2 separate regions of the Mus musculus genome follow, and region 2 is linked to region 1. A link is a loop called in an ENCODE intact Hi-C map of the cell type or tissue named here. Cell type or tissue: heart. All regions are shown on one strand. Links, peaks and the distances in the headings refer to the core of each region. The heading gives the core; the rest is flanking DNA.

What was found. Peaks named below come from ENCODE experiments on the same cell type or tissue, not always from the same donor. Only the 100,000 strongest peaks of a DNase experiment are listed, where the experiment ranks them.
Region 2: it touches region 1 in a loop (9-fold over the local background); 41 of 42 quality-filtered maps call a loop at or near these places.

The regions. Positions count from the first base shown.
Region 1 is chr3:146,172,743-146,184,033 of GRCm38, forward strand. It overlaps Mcoln2 (mucolipin 2), which reads left to right. Exons shown (of 14, transcript NM_026656.5): 5 at 2,715-2,799; 6 at 2,915-3,011; 7 at 3,769-3,868; 8 at 7,417-7,529; 9 at 8,964-9,113; 10 at 10,725-10,826; 11 at 10,932-11,054. Among named protein-coding and RNA genes, the nearest start is that of Mcoln2, 29 kb to the left of the region's middle. In heart, for the core only: a CTCF peak has its summit at 5,277; a DNase peak (open chromatin) is centred at 5,079; H3K4me3 peaks cover 1,523 bases; H3K27ac peaks cover 1,798 bases.
Region 2 is chr3:146,055,764-146,060,763 of GRCm38, forward strand. All of the region lies in intron 16 of Wdr63 (WD repeat domain 63), which reads right to left. Among named protein-coding and RNA genes, the nearest start is that of Gm35409, 21 kb to the left of the region's middle. In heart, for the core only: a CTCF peak has its summit at 2,629 (motif pointing right); no DNase peak of the experiment used is centred there; H3K27me3 peaks cover 346 bases.

The DNA.
Region 1 (11,291 bases), core at 2,651-7,650:
AGCCATATTTTTAAATCTGATCTTGAGGTCCTTTGATAACATAAGAGGACCCCTCACAGGGTGGAGATTTTACCTGTTTCTTTGAATTGGCCAGTCAGAATCCATGTGTGAACAAGTGTGTCCTGGGCTCTGGATCCTGAAAGTAGTCACTAGGTCATATTGACCCATGCAGTGTCTGGCTTCCAGGCTGCTATTAGAGGCCATCTTGGGGAGGGGAATCCACCACCACTGAACATTCCTGGTCTTTGTGCCCTGCAGCCTTGCTCACCTGAGACATGTGTGGTAGTTGTGTGGCTTTTGTAGGGAGAAGTGAACGAGTGTATATTCCTCCCAGATAGGGCACCAGTGACAGACCAGAGAGCTGACTTCACCCGCCAGGAGCTAAGTGAGCCAATGAGTTGGTCAGGGTTACTGACAGAAGTCTCTGTGACTCAGGGCAGCTGCATCCTGTGGAAAGCCTGCCCAGTAGGGGTGATAGCTTTCAAAGGCGACATCCAACAGGCCCCTGTTCCACTAAGGGATCACCTGACCAGCAAGTGTTCACACTTTCATGACCTCAGAAGGCTCCGTGGCTTGTAACTTTCAGATTTTCCTGAGGAGTCCTGTAAGTTGCCTTAGCTTTCTGAGTCTTAGCACACCCTGGTGAGCAGCCCTCAAGGCCCAAGGCCGGATGGATAGCTACCCAGCAGGCAGCTAGGCTCAATCCTGGCTCACTTGGAATCTCTTCCTGAGCTCAGCCAAGTCTCCCATGACATGGGAGCACTTCACAGCTGGGGCTGAAAGTTGGTTCTGCCACTTTCCTCCTGAAACTGTGACACTCAAGTGGGATGTACCACACGACTGCTTGTCAGCCCTGCATATGCCGTGCATATTTGTTTTTTCCTGATTAAATTTTCTGGGAAAATTGCTTAAAGAAATGTGGCCAAAGTCAATATGAATGGCCCAGGCAGACGGACAGGACTGAAAACCAGGGCTTACATATTCCTCAGTGGTGACATCGCTCATTTCCTTTCTGTAAGTGTATGGAATATTTCAGAGTAAATGGAGAGAGGTTGACCATGAATTTGACCTGAATCGAGATTACCTAACTGTATTCATTGCATCCTCTGACCTTATTAATATAACTTGTCAAAAGAGTCCGTCAGTGTATTAAAAGGTATGAAGATTTCAAAAGTTATCTGATACTTAATTTTCTTGCATATATTAGAGAAAGCCTACTAATGAGGTAAATGCGGGTTGATTTTACACAACGCTGGCGCCTCCAGACAGTGTAAACCTGATGACATTCGACTCACTTGGGATGTGGTTGTGGTTAAGGAGATGTTGTCCTATCTCAGCCGCTCACAAACGTGACATTCCCTTGGCTACATAGTAAATCAGACTCCAGTGTTCCAATCCAAACAACGCCCATCTTGCCAGCCACCCATTGGGCTGAAGCTCCACTCGCAAAACTGCTGGGTAGACCAAGTGGAGTTTTGGTTTTCGTTTATCGACGCACACTTATCTGTGAGTTGGATCTGAGGCTAGCCCAGCAAATGAGCTGGCTACATAGGCAGTCGTTGGCATTGAGCACATGGGAGGATTATTCTCTCAGTAGCTCAGGGGAAAGTCAAGGAGCTTCCTCCGGTGTGTAAGATTAACCCATGCGTGGTTACTCATTAGCAGGCTTCTGCCAATGTATGCAAGAAAAGGAACCTAAAATCAAGAAGAAGAAGGGTCAGTCTCGGCTCCGGATGGAGAGGCAAGAATGGGTGGGTCTAAATCTTGATAGACAGCAAATGCTTGTGCAACCATACGAAAGTTTCTTGACTTCTGTGCTTTGGTTTATTTACCTATAACATGCCATCAGTTTGCATTGAGGATTAAAGAGCACAATTCATTAACCAGATAACATACGTGGCCACAGCACTTTGCCTGTAACACGCTGTTTCATGGAATCGTCTGTTCAGTTCTGTGCCCTGTGTTTGGCCCAGCATAGCACATTTTTATTAAGCCCGTTATACTTAAAGTATGACTTAAGCTAGGAGTTCATGTTATGAGAGCAGAGAGATCCAGAGAACCCATGGGAAGCCAGCTTGCTCTAGGTCCAGACCTCTCCATACTAGAGACAGCAGAGCAGAGCAGCGTGGATGTCACACAGTTCCACGACCAGGTCTCCATGACCTTGCTAGTGCTTACCTCTGGATCTCCTCGTTGTCCTGTGAAGCAATGATACAGGGCCACGCTGTTCAGAGGCTAATCTTTATGGGTGGGCTCTGTAGTCCTGCCTGGCTTGGAACTTGCTATGTGAACCAAGACAAGGCTAACCTGGAACTCACAGAGTTCCTGCCCCTCTCTCCCGAACGCCTCCATCTGTTCTCTCCTGAACGCTACAATATAGAGGAGAAGAACTTCCTCTGCCGGGCATTTTTGTTTAATCACAACTGCAGCTGGGGAAGAAACATTGTATCCCAGAGCATCGTAGCAGGAGGCATCTGAAGCCTGCTTCTGTTCGAGACTGACAATGTTAACGTGGTCCCTGGGTGAAAGCGGCACCTGCCGGCTTCTCTACTGAAGGGTGACCGTGCTCCATGTGGTAATTAGTTGATATTTTCTGACAGCCGTTTTGAGGCGTTCCTAGGGTCCTGCTTCTCATCACATGGCTGCTGGACTCATTTCAGCATCAGACTCTGGCCAGGAGTGACCATTCCCTGTCTGTCTGTCCGTTGCTCTAGACTGCATTCACCTGGACCTTCAGGTGCTCACCACGGAACCCGAGGACTGGGCACAGACATCTTTCTTCAGGCTGGATTTTTATCGGTAAACACAATGTCAAGTCTCAATACCCAGGAGAGGAGGCCTGGGGCGGTGGGCGGGGGCACGGACACTAGGATAGTGACGCTGACAGTTGTACCTTTTACTGTATTTTATTTAGGCTCGTGCAAGTTGATATCTCCTTTGCCCTCAAAGGAATTGACCTACAGGCAGTTCATTCCCGAGAGATACCGGACTGTTACCTCTTTCAGAATACGGCAAGTGTTTTTGTGTGATGTCAGCCTCTGTTTCACTCCCTGCAACTTTGTAGTGGAGGGTAAGCCCTTCAGCTACAGATGTTAGATACTGTTGTACTGGAAACTGCTTCAGTGATGGTGTGGTACCCATCTAGAGACTGTTCCCTGTGAAGATGGATCCAACCCTTTCCAACTCTCTAAAACCCTATTCTTGGGCTGGGAAGGTGGCTTGATACATAAAACATGGGGATATGAGTTCAAATCCCCAGCACCCACAGAAAACTTTCATCCTTTATGCTATAGTTTTTTAATCATTAAAAAATATATAACTAAATTCTCCCAGTTAGCTTCGGCTGTCAGCCTGACATAGCCCATGGTGTCCTGAGGGTGTGTCCACTGAAGGACTACCCAGATCAGACTGGCCAGTGAACATCTCAGTGGGGCATCTTCTTGGCTACTGATTGATGCAGGAGAGGCTCTTCTATCCTTGGACAATGGGTCCTGGGCTGGACCAAGAAGCAGGCTGAATGAAAGCTGTCAGCAAGCCAGTAAGCAGGACTTCCTCTGGGGCGTGTTCTCCAGTTCCTGCTGGAGTTGACCAGAGTTTTACCACAGTAACAGCAGCTGGACCAGAACCCACGTGCAGAGGCATTTTCATCCCTGTGATCTCTGTATCAGAGTTCTATCTGGGTACTGATGACTTTTGTAAGTAGTTGACCTGACAACCCCCACCCCACCCCGCCTCGTTGGACTATAACCTCTTTGTTTCTGTCTCTAGATTACCTTCGACAACACAGCCCACAGTGGGAAAATCAAAATCTATCTCAACAGCGAGGCCAACATCGAAGAGTGTAAAAACATGAACATATCTGGGTCTAGTAAGTGTACCGTTCAGCCTGTTGTCTGTGGGTTAGAGGAGGTTTGGGGGGCTTAGGGAACCCACGTGATTCGTATGGAAGGTGGTGGGGAAAACGTTTCAGAAAAACAGTTCAAACGCTAGTCCTGAGCGAGTGGTCCAAGTCAGCAAGTGTTTATTGTTTCTTGAGTCAGTGGTTTACGCAGTTCGCCTTTGCAGCAAGATGGCCTGGGTTTGCATTCTGGTTCTGTGAGCCACGGCTGGAGGCTTGGACCTATTGCTTGGCCTCTCTGTCTTAGCAGTTTTCTCTACAAAGCAAGAGCAATGGCTGTACTTATTGAGGGGGTTGGTGCCGAATGCTGGGAGCAGAAGTCATCAGAGTTGCTCCGCAACTCATCAGCGAGGAGAGGCCTTAGGGAGGGACATCTATGTGACCAGATCCTTGGGGTGCTATGGGTAGCCATAGCCAGGGAAGTATGGAAGGTCTGAGTAGGAAGGGAAATGATCATTTTGACCGAGCTCAGTGGGAATCCTGAATTCTCGGAGGAGGTATGTTCTGATCCAAGCCTTGGACAAAGGAGAAGAGTGGAGACCTCAGGGTGCATCTTGAATAAACACGGGGACATCTCCTCCGTCACCCGATGGTCCACATGCTTAAATAGCCTTGTTGAGCTAGCGATGACATCATGTACTGTAATCTCAGCTATGCAGGAAGAAACTGGGAGATTTTGACTTCAAGACCAGCCTAAACCACTTTGTGGGGGAGGGTGTTCCTGTCTCAAAAGAGGAGTGTAAGATATGTGCATCCTGCTTTGATTATTAGTGGTCAGGGCGATGTCTCTGAGTGTGGTGAACTGGCAAGCTCCGTTTACACGAACTCACTTGGGCCAGATGACCAGAAAGACAAATATGAGTCACGTGGTTTTTTATTCCAACAGGTGACTCATTCCTTTTCAGCTGTACAACGGCTGATGATTTCGAAGTTTTCTCTTTTTTTTTCTAGCTTTGGTTTCAGTCATTCCTCTAAAGGAAGCACACAGATTGGGTTCCTGATAAAATGGATTTTCTATTTCGCAGCAGATACTCAAAGACCAGCACCATCAAGGCAGTCCTCAGGTCCAAGTAAAGGCTGAAGCTATGTCTTGGTGGTGTGGGGGAACGTAACCTTTGCCATATATAAACTGTGATTTGCAATAGTCACTGTGAGACTGGACGTGTGCCTCATGGCTCCCCAATGATCCTCTCACCACGCATGCCAGAACGGAAGAGCTCTTGCTCCCCCCTGTGGCCAACAGAGAGAAGCAGACCTAAAATGTGATTCTTACGGCCATGTCTTAGAAACTCGACCTTATCACTAGGAAGACATGAATTTAAAATAAATCAAGGGGTTTTAAAAATCATTAAAAATATGAGGTTTAGAAACCAGTTTAGAAGATGGGTTGTGCTGCCTCTTCCATTTGAAGCCGTGGACTGAGAAGCTCTGCCTAAGAGAGGCCAGAGGCGCCACCTGGTGGGCACTGGCCGCTGTTGTCCAAGTATTCTGATGCTCTCTTCTCACCCAGCTTCCCAGCTGCTGCTTGCTTCCTCTTGGCGTTATCTACAATTATCCACATCTCCTCAAAGCAAAAACCGGTAATGTCCACGTTCACAGACATCTGCTTCCCAAGGAGCCTTCTCTGAGTGCGCTTCTGCTCTCCAGAACTTATATTTTATATACTATAGTTTATAGCCAGCCACACGAGGCTTTAGAAGAATGGGGTGGGCAGGGCTCCCTCTGATGGAGATGTAATGGTATATATTTATTGCAGAGCTGACAGTTAGTAAGCTTGGATAGCCCGAGTCAGAGTTCCTTAGGCAGATGGTGGGAGAGCGTCTGTGCACATCAGGTATCTGGGAGGGTGGAGTGAGTGGGGTGTGCCATTACTCAGAGTGGCAGGACATATTTCTGAACCAGTGTTTTCCAAACTCAGATTTGGAAGAGCTTTCTGAAATGCAATATGGCTTCAGTGGGGTAAGCAATCTATGGCTGCTGGATGTTCCCAACACTTGGGAAGCTGAGGCAGGAGAATTCCCACTACTTCACATTCAGCATAGGTTGCTGTGTTCGTTACTTTTTTGTTGTTGCTGAGATAAAACACCATGACCAAGGTGACCTAGAGAAGGAAGAATTTATTGGGGCTTACAGGATGAAAGTCCATCATGACAGGTAGACGTGGCAGCAGACCATAGACATGGAGACCTAAGCTGAGGGCTCACACCTTAACCTACAACCAAGAAGCAGAGAGAGGAGGAGTCGGGGGAGAAGGTGGTGGAGGGGAAAAGAGGGAGGCTGTGAGATGATGTCTTCTAGGCAAGCCACAGCCATTTCAAACACATTTCGTCCTCAGACTCAGCAGTTTCGAGTCAAAGGCCTTCCCTGGGAATGCATAAGACCAGGCGGGTCGACAGTCAGACAAGAGTGGAGGAGGGGCTCAGGGGACCTACGGCACACTGAGGAGCTGTACGCAACACAGATTCAGTGAGGCAGAAACCACTGCGTTCTGGTGGCTTCCCGTTCGTGACCCCACCAGGCTCCAACCCTCCGGGCTCCGACACAATGTTCTGGCCAACGGTCACACAGATGGGTCACAAACCAGATCACGAATCTGAGTGGGGGGGGGACTAGGTATTGATAAGAAAGAGAGAGAGAGATGAGAGGACAGGGCATGAGGTTAGAGTACGTTATATAAACATATCAAGCTGTCAAGCAGCAGAATTAATCAATAAAAAGAAAAATCTGAAACTTGACCCCTAAAACAAATCATGTGAGCAGGTGTGTGTGAAGTACGGCTCTGGCCAAATGCAAGTGTGTGTGGCTTGTGGATGGTCCCCTAGGCAGGAACAGAGACAAGGGAGACCGATCCAGTCATAGTGAGGCCGGGGAGAGCAGCAGCCACAATGTGGGGCCATGTAGTCTAAGAGCAGCTACACTTACAGATCAGCCTCTCTTGTCCCGTCCCCCCCGCAACCCCCACCCCCGCACTGTACGTTCCAAACACTCATTCGCTCGCTCGCTCACTCACTCACTCACTCCTCAGTCCCTGAGTTCCTTTCTTGGTGTTGACACACAGGAAAGGCATCTCAGACTGGCTTCTGGCAGGACGGTGTACCTTGAAACAGAGGAGCACAAGTGGGACCTCTCAGTGTGGCATTTAACTTTGCTCTCTTAATTGATAAGGGGAACTCATTGTCTGTGTTGCTGTGTGAAGCAACGCAGGCCATGGTGGCCTCTTCTGAATGGAGCCCAACGGGATTGCATTCTGTTGGATTCTGTTCTGCAGTAAATATTTATAAAGAGCTTAAGTGCGTTGATTAACACCGCCTACGTTTGTAAGTGCACGGCCCTTCCCTCCAGGGTGTGTTGGCTTGTCTGTGGAGTGCGGTATGCTGTTGCTTCTGATGGTTGCCGCTTTAACAAGAGAAAGGGGTCTTTCCCTTGAATTTCCCTTCAGACTACCATTTGCTGAAAAGACTACTCTCCACAATGTGTGCGAGGCGTACTTCCCATTTGTACTCTGCCTTGCTCTGCAGCTCAGAGAAGCACTCACTACCTCCTGGTGTTTGATGTGTTCGTCATTATGATCTGCCTGGCATCCCTTATCCTGTGCACGAGATCCATTGTTCTTGCTCTGAGGCTGAGGAAGGTAAGAGAGAAACTCCCCTGTCTCCCTCCACTCAGCCAACAGCCTGCATTTGTCTAAATCAAGGGAATAAAATGGCAGCATCCAGGCAGGCATGGTACAGGAGGAGCCAAGTGTTCTACATCTTCATCTTAAGGCTGCTAGCAGAATACTGACTTCCAGGCAGCTAGGATCCTTATCCTAGGGTCTTAAAGCCCACACTCACAGGGCCACACCTAATCCAACAGGGCCACACCTATTCCAACATGGCCACGCCCACTCCAACATGGCCACACCCACTCCAACATGGCCACACCTACTCCAACCTGGACACACCTACTCCAACCTGGACACACCTACTCCATCAGGGCTATACCCTCTAATAGTGCCACTCCCTGGGCTTAAAGTTGAGCTAACAACTACAGGTATTTGTGGTGATCTCTCAAGCGTTTAGAGGTTTCCAGAATGAAGATTTTATTTCAGGGATGACCCTAAGAGCATGCGTGGGTTGCATCATTTTCTGTCTTCAAGTCAGAATTCACTTTGAGGAGGAGGCAAATGGGTTATAATGAAACACAAATAATTAGATTTGATTTCTTGAATAGTTTCATTGTAATTTTTTTTTTTTTTGGCTGTTTAAGTATGTTTTCTCAGGAGTGTGTACTGACTTCAGCTTACTGTGTGTGTTATTCTGGCGTGAGGTGGGAATCTAGGGTCCCACTGGGGTCAGGGGAAACAGGAAGACACTGAAATACTTCAGAGCAGGAAATGGCTCATGTTCTATTTCCTTTGATCTCGACTTCCACTTTGACTTTAAATTATTATTTTTTTTGAGATTTATATATTTTAATTTTGTGTGTCTGAGTGTTTTGCATGCATGCGTGTCTGCACACCATGTACATGCGGTGCCCCCAGAGGCCAGGAGAGGGCAGCAGATCTCCTGAAACTGGAGCTACAGACAGTTGTGAGCTGACCCCAGGTCCTCTGGAAGAACAGCCAGTGTTCTCAAGCAGACATCTCTCCAGACCCTTGGCTTTCACTTTGTAAACATCTACTTCATATCTGCCTTCCAGGCCTCTGGATATTCTGTATCCAAGGTTGAAGTCCCTCTCTGCCAAGTTCAGGGACAGCATTGGGGACACAGTACCCTCATCTGGACCACAAGAGGATCCTAGTTCAAGGGGTTGCCATCAATCAGCTTAAATGAGGGCATAGTTTGCAGTATTTGGAACACAGTCTGTGTTAGTGTTCTTGGAAGGACAGCATAGGTGCTCAGGGTTTGGGTTAATCTAGCAGATGTTCAAATGCTTGCTTACACGGGAGTAGACAACTCCACTCGGCTGTGGCACCGCGTCTCCCTGTGAGGTGGATCTGCCAGCTCGGAATTGTTTGCTCTTGTCTTCTGCCTCCGGAGGTCAGTGTGACTTGTAAGACGTCTTTTTTACATGTTTGCCGTAGAGATTTCTAAACTTCTTCCTGGAGAAGTACAAACAGCGCGTGTGTGGCGCTGACCAGTGGGAATTCGTCAACGGATGGTACGTCCTGGTCACTATCAGCGACCTCATGACAATAATTGGATCCATATTGAAGATGGAAATCAAAGCCAAGGTCAGTGACATCTAGAACCTTATATTGTCCCGGATGACCTCAGGTCATCCTGTAAGACATGGAGTCTTTCTGGGGAATCTTTCTGGGGACTAGCCTGCTTCTTGTGTTTTCTCTTTTCTGTCACCCATTGCTTCACGTTCTTCTCCAGGAAGAGTGCGCTGTGGAAGGTGACACCCTATGGCCTTCCTCCAGGAATGCAGGTAGCATCATTTGAACAGGAATTAAGTTTGGGGAGACTGAGGGAATGGGCTTTATATTCATTTATTTTTCGATGTATCTATTTACTTATGTAAGTTGCAAAGGAGGCGGCTGGTACACAGAGCAGACATTTCTCCTAAACACCTGAAGGGCCAGTGGCAGGTGTGAGGCATCGCAGATGCTGTGAGCCCCAATGGCCAAGAGATCCCCAGCTCTCAAGTGCCTATATGGTCTGACCAGTTGCATATGTTGGTTGGTTTGTTCTCACGACTAGGCTGAGTCTCTCAACTGTTCTCTTCTCTGTTCTACATCACTCTCACAAAACTGCCCTCACCATAGCTACAGGGTCTCCCTGTCTCTATTCCAGCTTCCTTTGGCTTCCCTCGGGCTGACTCCCTCTCTGGCCTGGCCTCCCTCAGCAGCTTTGTGATTCTGACCTTCTATCCCGCAGACCCAGCCGTACAGTGGCTGGGCAGTCTTCCTGAAACTACCCATCTTGCTGTTACCATCCTTTCTGCCTTCCAGGATCTACTTAGGATGAAGTGACCTCCGCTTCATCATGGCCTCTAGGGTCCCCATCATTTATCTCTGGTTCCATCCTGGCTCTAATACTGCCATTCCACACACCAGGCCTCAGCCTCGGGGTGTGTTCAGACTCTGTCCCTATGCCGTAGACTTCTCTCCAGCCTGCGCTGTGTGTCCCGCTGCGCTCCAGGTCATCCCCATGCGAAGGCCTCTGGGACAAGTGTCAGCAGCATATCTCTCATTGAATTTAGCATATTGTATTAAATGGCTGCTTGTCTCTTCAGTGAAGCCTAGAATCCCTTGAGAGCAGGAACTCGTGTCTGTAAGTCACACTGGAGTTTGCTTCCGAAAGTCAATGGATTATATTGCTTGTTCTTTGCCAAACACCAGGCCCTTTCATGCCTAGGCCAGTGGCAAATGCAAGTCCTATTTCAGAATAATAAGTTCTAAAAAATACTAAAATAAAACCCAAAAATTTGAAGCTTCCCTCTTCTTCCTTCCCCTCCCCTTCCCTCCCCCTCCTTCTCCCTCTTTCTTCTCCTCTCCCCTCTTCCTCTTCTCCTCCTCCTCCTCTTTTTCTTCTTTTTCTTTTTCTTCTTCTGCCTCTTCTTCTTCATCCTTCTCCCCACTCATTCTCTTTCTCCTTCTTCCTTTTCTTCATTTTTGTTTTGAAACAAGGTCTCACTCTGAAGTCCAGGCTGGCCTAGAAATTACTATGTGGTCCAGGCTGGCCTTGGAAATGCATGTTGATTCTGTAGTCTCAGCCTCCCAAGTACTGGGGTGATAGACATAGGTAGGGGACAGTCAGTTCTTCTCATCTGTTAAAGTGAGGTAAGCAAGCCAAGGGGACTGGGGTGTCGGCTCAGCTGTTTTCTTTTCCCTCCTCAGAAGCTCACAAACTATGACGTGTGCAGCATCTTGCTCGGGACGTCGACGCTCTTTGTCTGGGTTGGAGTCATCAGATATCTGGGTTACTTTCAGACGTACAACGTAAGCTCTCAGAAGTGCCATTGTGGTTGACACGGGCTCCTCCTCTGAGTTCTGCCAGCTGGTTCTCATCCTCCGAGACGAGCTGTCCGCGCCTTTGTCTTCCAGGTGCTCATTTTAACCATGCAAGCCTCACTGCCCAAAGTTCTCCGGTTCTGTGCTTGCGCTGGCATGATCTACCTGGGGTACACCTTCTGCGGCTGGATTGTCTTAGGACCGTACCACGAGAAGGTGTGTAGCACCAATTCTTTCTGCATCGAGGGCACGTGGGGCCCTTTGCCTGAGTCTCGAGCACGTATCTCTGCCACTCTTCTCCAGCGAACACCCTGGATGTCTGTCTTGATGCTTCTTTTTCTATTTCTCTGCCGTCTCCTTTTCGGGATAGTGAACTCACTTTAGGATATTGGAATAAGAACACCTCTCATAGTAGTCTGAGCCAGGCTGAGGATCTGACACATTCAATCAGCT
Region 2 (5,000 bases), core at 1-5,000, 120 kb before region 1:
ACAGATCTTTAAAAACACACATTGTATTTTCTGTGGCTTTCCACGCATATCTGTTCCACTCATTCCTTTCCCAATGTGGCAATGACCCTCATCTTTCTCAGACCACCACCAACTATATCATAATGTATTTTACACATTAAAGCCAAGGTCGAAATACCAGGACTTTTCTTCCAAATATTTGATATCATTTTATTTTAGAGCAAAGTTTTTCTGATGGACAATTTATAAATATTGTTAAGCTTTGGAGAATGGAGAAAAAAGCAAATTAAATGACAAATATATTTAACGCCACGGTTTTCAAAGATAGGTTTCTCTCCCTAGGGGAATTTCTGTGGCTACACATAAAACAGGCTTTGTAATAAATGGATCGTATCCTGGGACTGGAGAGGTGGCTCTGTGCCTAAAAACACTTGCTACTCTTTCATAGCTCTTGGGCTTAGGTCCCAGCACCGCGTGGCACTTAACCACCATTTGTAACTCCGGGACCAGGTAAGTCAATGACTTCTTTCAGCTTCTGTGGACACCCAGCATACATGAGGTGCACATATATACACGCAATCAGGACACTCATATGCATAAAAAGGAATACATATTTAAAAACGGAATCATATTCTATATTAACCTGATGTGCCGCTCATTTATTCTCTTTGAGTCGGGTAAGGAGAAATTGAAGAGGGGAAGACAGGAGACACACAAATACTTAGGAAGGCACAGGCGTCAAAAAATAGTGGGGTGTTTAAAAAATCTGGGTGTGTATGTGCACGCACATGTGCACAGCAAGAGTGAAATCAGAGAATGACTTTAAGCATCTCTCTCCTTTAAGCATGTTAGTTCCAAGGATCAAGCTCAGGTCTTTGGGCTTGTGCTAGAAGCACTGTACCTGCCGAACCGTCTTGGTGGCTCAGTAAAACAGTTTCATGCTATGGAGTTGAAGAGATCAGAGGAAAATATTTCTATCTACTGTGTTTACTCTGACTTGAGTGGGATAGCCTTGGATATTTAATGACTTCAAAGCTATTATTATGCACCACAGAGCTTCAGTGTTGGTGTTAGTAATTTCTGCAATTAATTTTTATTGAACACTTACTACAAGCCAGGCATTAAATCGTGTATATTTCTCTATTAATGTATCTGCACAATGCTACCTCTGTTATCTTCTCACCTTTTCCCCCCAGACAGGATAGAGATAAGGTAAGGCATAAAGAGGCACAATCACTTATTTGGTCAAATAATAAACTAGATTTTAAAACACAGACCATCAACACCAGAATCCACTCTTAATCATTATGCTTAAAAAGTATATGGCAGTCTCTGAAGGCTGCTCTAAAAGAATTCGAAAGCTATTAGGCTAAAGCCTTCCTCACTAAAGCACATGCAGTTTTCTCATGGAGAGGTCGAGCTGGTGTCTACCTACAGCCCTCAGCCCTACTGACTGATTTTATGGTACTGGAAGATGCTCTGGATGCTACAAGAGGAGAAAGGTAAACACCAACCCAGCTACAAACCAGTCCACCAGTGATGCCCTGCCTGCACGCTGTGCTGGTGCGGTAGCAGCACAAATGTTGTGGTAGTAACCTGTCACTATCTGACTAGATTTAAGGTGGACCTCATGAGATGGAACCCGTGTCTGACGCTGCTTGATTGCCCAAGAACCCGAGACTAGATGGGCCAGGGACCTAGGGAGAAAACAAACACTACTGCTCTGCTAAAGGGACAAGATCACTCTTGATGACATTCCGCTCTCTCCATAGATCAGTGTCTTGCTCAGTCATCATCAGAGAAGCTTCCTCCTGCAGCAGGTGGGAACAAACGCAAAGACCCACCCTGGACAATGTGCAGAGTGTAAGGCTGTGGAACACTCAGTTCTGAGTGAGATTTCTCATTAAGTCCCAAGGAAGCGAGGTCTTCTACATACAGCAGGGCTGATACACGCGAGGAGTCATGGAGACTGTGGTAGCACACACAGGGACTGAAGAGGGCTAAGCCGGATGGGATCCCAGTGCGGACAAGGGAAGCAGACACAAGCTCCCATCCCCAACCCAGAAGCTATTTCCAATTGACAACTGCTCACAAGTGAAAAAAAAAAAGTTTTCTCCAACAGAGTGTTATTGGATATTTTGGAGACTTTTTTTTATGCGTTGTCTAGGTGGGTTTTTGTTTTTGTTTTGTGTTGTTTTGCTTTGCCTTTTGTTTATTTTGTTTTAACATTACAGGTCTTCTTATATGAGTTCATATTTTGTGTTTTTGTGGGATTTCTCTGTGTGTCTATGCCTGTATACCCCCCCCCACACACACACCAATACACACACCTTTAGCACCTTCTTTTTCTTGGTTGGTTTGTTTCCTAGTCTGGTTTGTTCTAGTTGGCTTTTGTTTTTAATGAGATAGGAAAGCAAGGGTGTGGATTTGGGTGGGTGTGGAGGTGGGGGGGGTATCTTGGAGGAGCTGGGGCACGGAAACCCATGATTATATTATATGAAGAATATTTTAATTAAAAAGTAATACACTTAGAACTTTAAAAAAATTACTAGATTATGTCCAGGGACCATGACCTATTTTGGATACTAAAATAATGGGGGTGGGGGGAAGTCCTTGGTCACTAGGTGGCGACAGAGTACCAGAAAAATGGGGCAGGTTCACCAGGCGCTGGTGATCCATGGTCCAAGGAATCCAGTCAATCAAATGTCCCAATCAATAGACAAAATGTCTTAGGGAAGTTATGTGTGCATTCTAATGAACAGATCCGAGACTGGCCAGAATGGGTGCTCGGCTGGCAGTGTGTCCAAACCTCAGGTGTCTAATAAAATTACTAAGGCTGGTTACTCACACAGGAGGCAGGAAGCCACAGATCTTTCTGAACCCATGGAGTTGCCTGCAGCATGAATTTCTGTATGGCCTGCTTGTGTTTTTGCTGGGAACATGTCTGCTCCTCCTATTTTGATTTATCCCAGATGCTTTTCTTTAAGAGTAATACGTAGGGGCTGGAGAGATGTCTCAGCAGTTAAGAACACCAAGTGCTCTTCCAGAGGTCCTGAGTTAAATTCCCAGCAATCACATGGTGGCTCACAACCATCTGTAACACCCTCTTCTTGTGTGTCTGAAGCGACAGTGTACTCATATAAATAAATAAATAAATCTTTTTTAAAAAGAGTAATATATAAAATCACGTTGTGCAAAAAGAAAATGTTTGGATGCTATGTTTTCATGTTTGACAACATAACGGTGTTCTATAAGCTGCTTATTTTAACGAGAGGCTTTTCCTTAAGTGCATGTAAATGTATTTTCTATCTGTCCCACCAGAATATTAGGTCTGTGAAAAGACTTATCTTCAAAAAATATTTTTGATTTTAAATTATGTGTGTTTGAGCATGTGCACATCCAAAAGAGAGCGAGAGTCCCTGGAGCTGGAGTCGGGGAGTTGTGAGCCACCTGACACGGGCGCTGTGAGCGGAACCAGGATCCTACAGAGGAGCGGTCAGTGCTCATGAGGCCTAAGCCACCTCTCCAGTCCCAAGACCTGTTTTTCCAATACTGTGTTCTTAGAGCCTAGGACCTTTGGGGGGAGTGTAAGAAATACGTGTTGACTGAATGTAGACTGCACATGGCAGCTTGCATGTGTGAGGCCCTAAGTTCACGAAAGAAAAAAAATTAAAGAAAGAGAAGGAAGGGTTTATGTGTCTAAAGACAGAACTGCAAAATCCTCGAAGCAGCCACTGAAGGGCAGTGAAGAGAACTAGACACGTGTGCGTCAACAGTCAGACGACCACACATCTTTCTTTCCCTAAGCAGTTGCTAGGACAAGGAGACTGAAATCCAGGAAGGAGCCTCCGCCATCTGTGGTTTCACTTTCTGCAGCTGATGTCAGCAAACAGCAAATGGAAAGTTCTAGAAATGAAGCACTTCTGAGTTTTGGGCTGTATGGCAGCCTCCTTAGAGCAGTGAGACCTGTGCTGTCTGCTTGGTTGCTGCTAGGGTATGGGTTGTCCAGGGAACGGCGCGTCCATGCTGCACACGCCACCTGCCCATTGTCAGCCGCTTAGATGCCTTGGTACTCAGACAGGCTTCCGTAGGACGCCGTGCTTGAGCTCGAGTGACAGCACTCCCCTCCTTCAACCCTCTCCCACCTTTAACTTATTAAAGGTCCCAGAGTCCTAAATCATGATGTTGGTGGTCTGGACGTGCTCAAGAGAGGCCGAGGAAACACTCTCGAGTGAAAAACCGGAAGCACAACCCAGGACTTCCAGTATACAGTCGTAATCCCGCATTTTATTAACAGGACTGTTAACTTCTTACTTTGTCTTGTTTATGAAATACATGTGTGCTTTTGGGGTTTGAACTGGGTATAGTAGGCGCTGGAACGCGTCCCTCACAGATGGGAGTATCCCTGCTTTGTTAGCTGATTGAGCCTTGTACACAGCTTCTTGAAGTCGAGGTCATGACCCCGCATCACATCTGAGCCCGTGATGGAGAAGACTCTGTGGTTCCTTTAAACTGTTTGTTTGGACACCAAGGGGAAACAAACGTGCTATGTTTTAAAAATGCCCCTAAATCTAGATTCCCCTTCTTTTCTCCAGCACAGGCCTAAATATTTCTTCTCCAGCTGGGCATTACCTACATTTAAAAAAAATGTGTGTGCATGTGTGTGTGTGTGCGTGTGTGTGCGTGCTGCCTTGTCTCACCTCAGTGGAAGAGGATGTGCCTAGCCTTGCAGAGATTTGAAGTGCCACAGTGGGGGGATACCTGGTGGTGGTGGGGGGTAAGAACCGGCCCAGAGGAGAAGGCAAGGGAGGAATGGGGGAAGGATTGTGGGAGGGAGTGACTGGGAGTGGGGCAGTGAGTGGGATATAAAGTGAATGAATAAAAAGAATGTTTTTAAAATTTAATTTAAAAAAACCACTTTTTTTCTTAGATGTCCTTTTGTTTAACCAAACCTTGGAAATTTTACAACAGAAATCTTTGGAGGCAAGGCAAGAATCTGACAATACTTCAATTATTACTTA